2 separate regions of the Homo sapiens genome follow, and region 2 is linked to region 1. Evidence: chromatin contacts called from ENCODE Hi-C or POLR2A ChIA-PET data. All regions are on one chromosome and are shown on one strand. Each heading gives the region's core, a stretch centred on a gene start or an enhancer-like site at or near the end of the contact. The rest is flanking DNA. Distances are from core to core; before and after follow the strand shown.

Region 1 (3,038 bases), core at 142-2,641:
TCAGGAGTTCGAGACCAGCTTGGCCAACATGGTGAATTAGTGAGGCATGGTGATGTGCCCCTGTAATCTCAGCTACGCGGGAGGCTGAGGCGGGAGAATCACTTGAACCCAGGAAGCGGAGTTTGGTTGCAATGAGCCGAGATCGCGCCATTGTGCTCCAGCTTGGGCGACAGAGTGACACTGTCTCAAAAAAAACAAAAAACAGTCTGGGAGAGGTGGCTAACGCCTGTCATCCCAGCACTTTGGGAGGCCGATGTGGGCGGATCATCTGAAATAGGGAATTCGAGACCAGCCTGACCAACATGGAAAAACCCTGTCTCTACAAGAAACACAAAATTAGCCAGGAGTGGTGGCACATGCCTGTAATCCCAGCTACTCGGGAGGCTGAGGCAGGAGAATCGCTTGAACCCGGGAGGCAGAGGTTGCGGTGAGCTGAGATCGTGCCATTGCACTCCGGCCTGGGCAACAAGAGCGAAACTCCATCTCAAAAACAAATAGAAACAAAAACACAACAAAAACCTTATTACAATCCTGTGAACTAGCTACTGTCATTACTATAATGTAGATGAACAAACTGGGACATGGACAGTTGACAAAACATTCCCAACCACACACTAGGAATGAGCTGGGATAGGAAACCAGGCACTCTGGCTCTATTACTCCTAATGCCATACACACGAGCTGACTTAGGAGAAAACAGAAAGTACTGTTCGCACAATACTAACTGGTTCTACCGCCACTGTTCGCTTGCATTTGTTTTTTCCTTCTTGTTAGGAACACGTATCTTTGAAGGAGGTATCATTTCTCCCACAATTCTCCATTTAACGTTTCCTACAGTGTTAAGCACCACCGAGGCCTCTCATAGCCCCAGAGAAGAAGTAATTTGCTTCCTAGAAATCCTCACTGTATCCAGATTCCCTCCCAGAGGAGCCATCAGTTCTCATGGGTGGCACTTTTTCTCCAGCTGATTACACTTTTTTTCTGTACCAGTTAATTTTTCCAACTTCTAATTGAATAAAGGCAGTTTTCTTAAAAAAAAAAAAAAGAGAAAGAAAAACGGAAAGGAAGGAAGAGGAAAGGAAGGAAGAAATGAAGAAAGGAAGGAAGGAAAGAAAGGAGAGGGACAGAAAGAAAAAAAGGAAAGAGAGAAAGAAAGGAAAGGAAAGTAAGAAATGGAAGGGACCTGCAGAAACGATTCACCACGCGCGGCTGACCCTGGGAGGAGCCACAGGTTGAACCAGCGCCTCCCAGGCTGGACGCCCGCCGCGGACACCGCAGACAGTCCCACCCCCAGCGGCGACAGCAACTCTCTGAATTCCGGAAAGAACCTTTTCCAGCGGGACCGGAAGCCCGGCGGGGACCGTAGCGGGGACGGACTGACCTACCGACCATTCTTCCGGGTCCAGAAGGTGATCTCCGCCCGTGCTCAGAATCCAGGGGCCCGGGGCTGTAGGTAGGAGTTAAGTGGGTAGGATCCCTTAACCAGGGTTGTCCGGTGCAGGTGGTGTGTGTTGTTTCGCCTAACGTGTCAGTGGCACAAATCACGCGAACTTCATAAACATTGTGCGTTCGGAAGCCTTTCCAAGATGCATTTAATCCCTGCGTGAGCCCACGTTAGGCATTCACGAAGGCATGTGCACTGTTCTCTCGGAAGCGGCTGGCCGGCTTCCCCTCCTCGCGCGCGGCTGTGGGTGCAGGTCCTCACTTCCCAGCCTCCCATGGGCCCAAGGCCTTCTGGGCTCCAATTTGAGGCGAGCCACCCCAGATCCGTAATTTTTCTGCAGTGATTTATTTTTACCTTTCTGGTAAGTTCCAAAGCTTCCAGCTCACATTCAGACGTTTTCCCTAACGCAACTACGTATTTGCAACATACTTTTTTCAGATTCCTTGACAAGGATATCCTAGCGGCGAAACAACACCGTACTGGGAGTCAGAACGTCTGGGTTCTAGTCTTGACTGCCATTAACTAGCGGTATGACATTGGAGAAGCTTTTTTGACCCTTCTGGATTTCCGTTTCCTTTTCTGTAAAATGAGGAGCTTGGAGTAAGTGACAAGTTTCCTTCCAGTTTTGACATTTGGGTTATTGCCTCCAATGTGTCTTTCCAGTTCCTGCCTCAATTACATATCTGTGCTTTGGTTAATATCTCGTAGGGTCCTTCCTCCCACTCCATTAATCTGTGCTCTTCTCAAATCTGGTTTCATACTGATTTAAAAATTATTTTCTCAAGGAATCCTGTGTTACCTGAGCACTCTACTTCTTGGTCCAGGGGCACAAACGTAAATAAGATATTTTCCATGTGCCATTCTTAGAAGTATTTAATGTGTGTAAATACTATTGAATGAATTTCCAAATCTTCTTTTTTTTTTCTTTAGACAGAGTCTCACTGTCGCCCAGGCTGGAGTGCAGTGGCCTGATCTCGGCTCACTGCAGTCTCTGCCTCCTGGGTTCAAGCGATTCTCCTGCCTCAGCCTCCCAAGTCGCTGGGATTACAGGCGCCCGCCACCGTACCCGGCTAATTTTTGTACTTTTAGTAGAGAGGGGGTTTCACCATGTTGGCCAGGCTGGTCTCGAACTCCTGACCTCAGGTGATCCGCCCGCCTCGACCTCCCAAAGTGCTAGGATTACAGGCATGAGCCATCACGCCCAGCCTGAATTTCTAAATCTTAATGTGTTTATTTCGTTGGCATTAAGTTAGATTTTTCCTTGATCTTTACTCGAATAAGCCTTTTAAGGTAAAATGCTTGCTCGATTACACACACATACACAACCTCATAATTGTCCGAAGGTAAACAAGTTAATGACTTGTGAATATTTTTAACTTATAAGCAATGAATCCTCAAAGCTTATAAGCGAGTATCAAGACATGTGATATGGTTTTAAAATAGCTGATGATAAAGTATATACATCATCTCATTTTCTCCTCTTAGTCTTGTAATAGGAAGGACAGATATTCAAACACTTATTTATTTATTTATTTTTAACAGAGATCCGGAAAATGAGGCCCATAGGAAACAAGTGACTTGCTGAGTCCAGATA
Region 2 (2,805 bases), core at 107-2,606, 140 kb after region 1:
TGAGCCACTGCACTCCAGCCTGGGTGACAGAGCAAGACTCCATCTCAAAAAAAAAAAAAAAAACCAAAAAAACAAACATATAATCAATATAAAAATTACTAGTGAGATTTTAAAACTATTATTTTTGTGCCATCTTTGAAATCTTATGTGCATTAAAAACATTTTTTTAATAGAAATGGAGTCTCACTATGTTGCCCAGGTTGATCTTGAACTCTAGGCCTCAAGTGATCCTTCCCCCTTGGCCTCCCCAAATGGAATTGTAGGTGTGAGCCACCATGCCTGGTGCTATGTGCATTTTACACTTACAGCCCAGCTCACTTCCGACTCACATTTCAAGTGCTCAACAGACACATGTGACAAGTGGCTACTATGTTGGACAGCAGAGATCTAGACCCTCTAGTGAAGCCCCGATCAGAATTGTTTCCTCCTCAGGACTGGGCAAACCCTGAGTAAGTAACTCCTCGCATTTACTTCTGAAGCGGTTTTGAGTTGCCTCAAGAGCCCTTTTCGGTGGGCCCAAAAAGCTTGGGCACTCAGGGGGCTGCAGGTCAGAGGCTGGCTCTGGAGAATTAGATTATAAACCTAGAACTCTGTGTAAGCTCCCACCTCCCGCTTCACCCACCCTTTCTTCTTCCTCATTTAAACTTGAAGAATAATATTCTCTTTGCATATTTGCTTTCTGAGAACAGCTGTTTATGTCAGGAAGCAAACTGCACTTTATTGACTGCATGCAGGAAATTGGTGCTGCTCTGAGCTAAGGTGAATGCCTGCTGGGTGGGCATCAGCCTCTGAGAGATGGAGTGAGTCTGGGGGCTGTCTCTGGACTTTGGACCTGGGGGAGTCTTATTACTGAGTGGCCTTGGACCCCACACAGACCTTCTCCAAGTCTAGGATCTGCTTTCCCATTTCCTCAGCTTCTGTCAAGAGGTCAGGAGGAGTGGGGGGAAGAGGGGAATGCTGATGGTAGTGAGATAGGAGTTCACAAGATACAAATCATAAAGACCCCACAGATAAAACAGGATGCGGTAAAGAGGCAAGTGAAAATCAATCAAAACCCACGTGACCACAAAAGCAATCTCTGGTTGTCCTCTCTGCTCGTTATACACTAATTATAATAAATTAGCATACTAAAGGAAATGCCCACTAGCGACATGACAGTTTACAAAAGCCATGGCAACCGTCTGGAAGTTACCATATATGGTCTGAAAGGGAGAGGAACCCTCAGTTGTGGAAATTCCCCACCCCTTTCCCAGAAAGCTCATGAAAATCCACTCTTTGTTTAGCATGTGATTAAGAAATCACCATCAAAATAGCCAACCAGCAGCCTTTGGGGTTGCTTTGCCTGTGGACTCTCCACCCTTTCATTCCTTTACTTAATAAACTTGCTTTCACTTTGCTCTCTTGGCTCGCTCTTCCTGTTTGGAGCCAAGAACCCACATGACTTCCTGGGCTGAACCCCAATTTTGGGGTTCACCCTGTGACATCTTGACAAGCAGTGGCTTTATCAGCCGTGTGGCTGCTGGGTCTCCTTAGGGGTTATCTGGCAGGGGCTATGTTAAGGACGGTGAGAGCTATTTATGGTTCTGTCACTTAACCAGCTCAGGGTCCCTAACTAAGTTTCCCTTCTTCTCAGGGCCTCAGTTTCTCCCTCCATAGAATGGAGGAATTGGACTAGACACCTCAAGGGTACCTTACAGCCTTGTGAGGAACAGTAGTTCTAACGGAATTGAACTGAACACATACCGGTGTGGGCAGTATCCTGCATAAGGAGGAGGTTACAAGAAATACACATGACACAGTCCTCCCGTATTATTGGGAAGTAGATTTATACCTTTCTGACAATTTTTACAAGTATTTATTGCTTTTGCAAGTAAAAAAAAGGCAGGGAGAGGGAACAAATAAACTGAAAAATAAAAAGTAAACAAGCAAAAGACAACACCGCATTCTCCATGATGTGCTTATTTCACATTGCATGCCTGTATCAACACATCTTATGAACCCCATATATAAATATACTTACTATGTACCCACAAATTTTTTTATTTTTAGTTTTAGTTTTTTGAGACAGAGTCTCAGTCTGCTGCCCAGGTTGTAGTGCTGTGGCGTGATCTCAGCTCACTGGAACCTCTGCTTCCTGGGTTCAAGTGATTCTCCTGCTTCAGCCTCCCAGGTAGCTGGGATTACAGGCACCCACCAGCACACCTGGCTAATTTTTGTATTTTAGTAGAGACACGGTTTCATCATGTTGGTCAGGATGATCTTGAACTCCTGGCTTCAAGTGATCCACCTGCCTCGGCCTCCCAAAGTACAGGATTTACAGGTGTGAGCCACCACACCCGGCCATGTTTTTTAAAAATAATAATAATTAAAAAAAACAACAACAAAACTGGAGAGTGAGAACTAATTCCTAAAATGATCGGTATATTTATTTTTAATTTTCAATTTTTTTTTTTTTTTTGAGAGACGGTCTCACTCTGTGGCCCAGGCTGGAGTGCAGTGGCAAGACCTCGGTTCACTGTAGCCTCCACCTCCCATGCTCAGGTGATTCTCCCTCGTCAGCCTCTCAAGTAGCTAGAATTGCAGGCACATGCACCATCATGCCCGGCTAATTTTTGTATTTTTTGTAGAGACAGGGGTATACCATGTTGCCCAGGCTGGTCTCAAACTCCTGGGCTCAAGCAGCCTGCCTCCCTTGGCCTCCCAAAGTGCTAGGATTATAGGCATGAACCATCACTCTTGCCTTTTAATTTAAAAGGTTTTTTTTTTTTTGAGACAGAGTCTCACTCTGTTGCCCAGGCTGGAGTG

The links. Hi-C counts contacts between places; a loop is a spot of excess contacts on that map. ChIA-PET counts read pairs that join two places held with the same protein, here RNA polymerase II (POLR2A). Pooled maps may share reads with other maps.
Region 2: a pooled map shows a loop between it and region 1 (6-fold over the local background). The contact joins the enhancer-like site here to the promoter of MTIF2 in region 1. A Hi-C loop is called at or near these places in 6 of 50 pooled maps. POLR2A ChIA-PET finds 5 or more read pairs at or near these places in 4 of 52 experiments (PC-9, activated B cell, activated naive CD4-positive, alpha-beta T cell and 1 more).

What each region holds. Positions count from the first base shown.
Region 1 is chr2:55,267,584-55,270,621 of GRCh38, reverse strand. It overlaps MTIF2 (mitochondrial translational initiation factor 2), which reads left to right and starts at 1,391. Exons shown (of 16, transcript NM_002453.3): 1 at 1,391-1,453; 2 at 1,883-2,044; 3 at 2,987-3,038. RefSeq lists enhancers at 530-1,353, 1,299-1,448.
Region 2 is chr2:55,132,467-55,135,271 of GRCh38, reverse strand. It overlaps a transcript of RTN4 not described here. Among named protein-coding and RNA genes, the nearest start is that of RTN4, 83 kb to the right of the region's middle. RefSeq lists enhancers at 1,085-1,379, 1,209-1,398, 700-1,612. Within about 2 kb of position 1,356, at least 23 of the 41 ENCODE cell types and tissues checked have a DNase peak (open chromatin) inside an H3K27ac peak, as active enhancers do.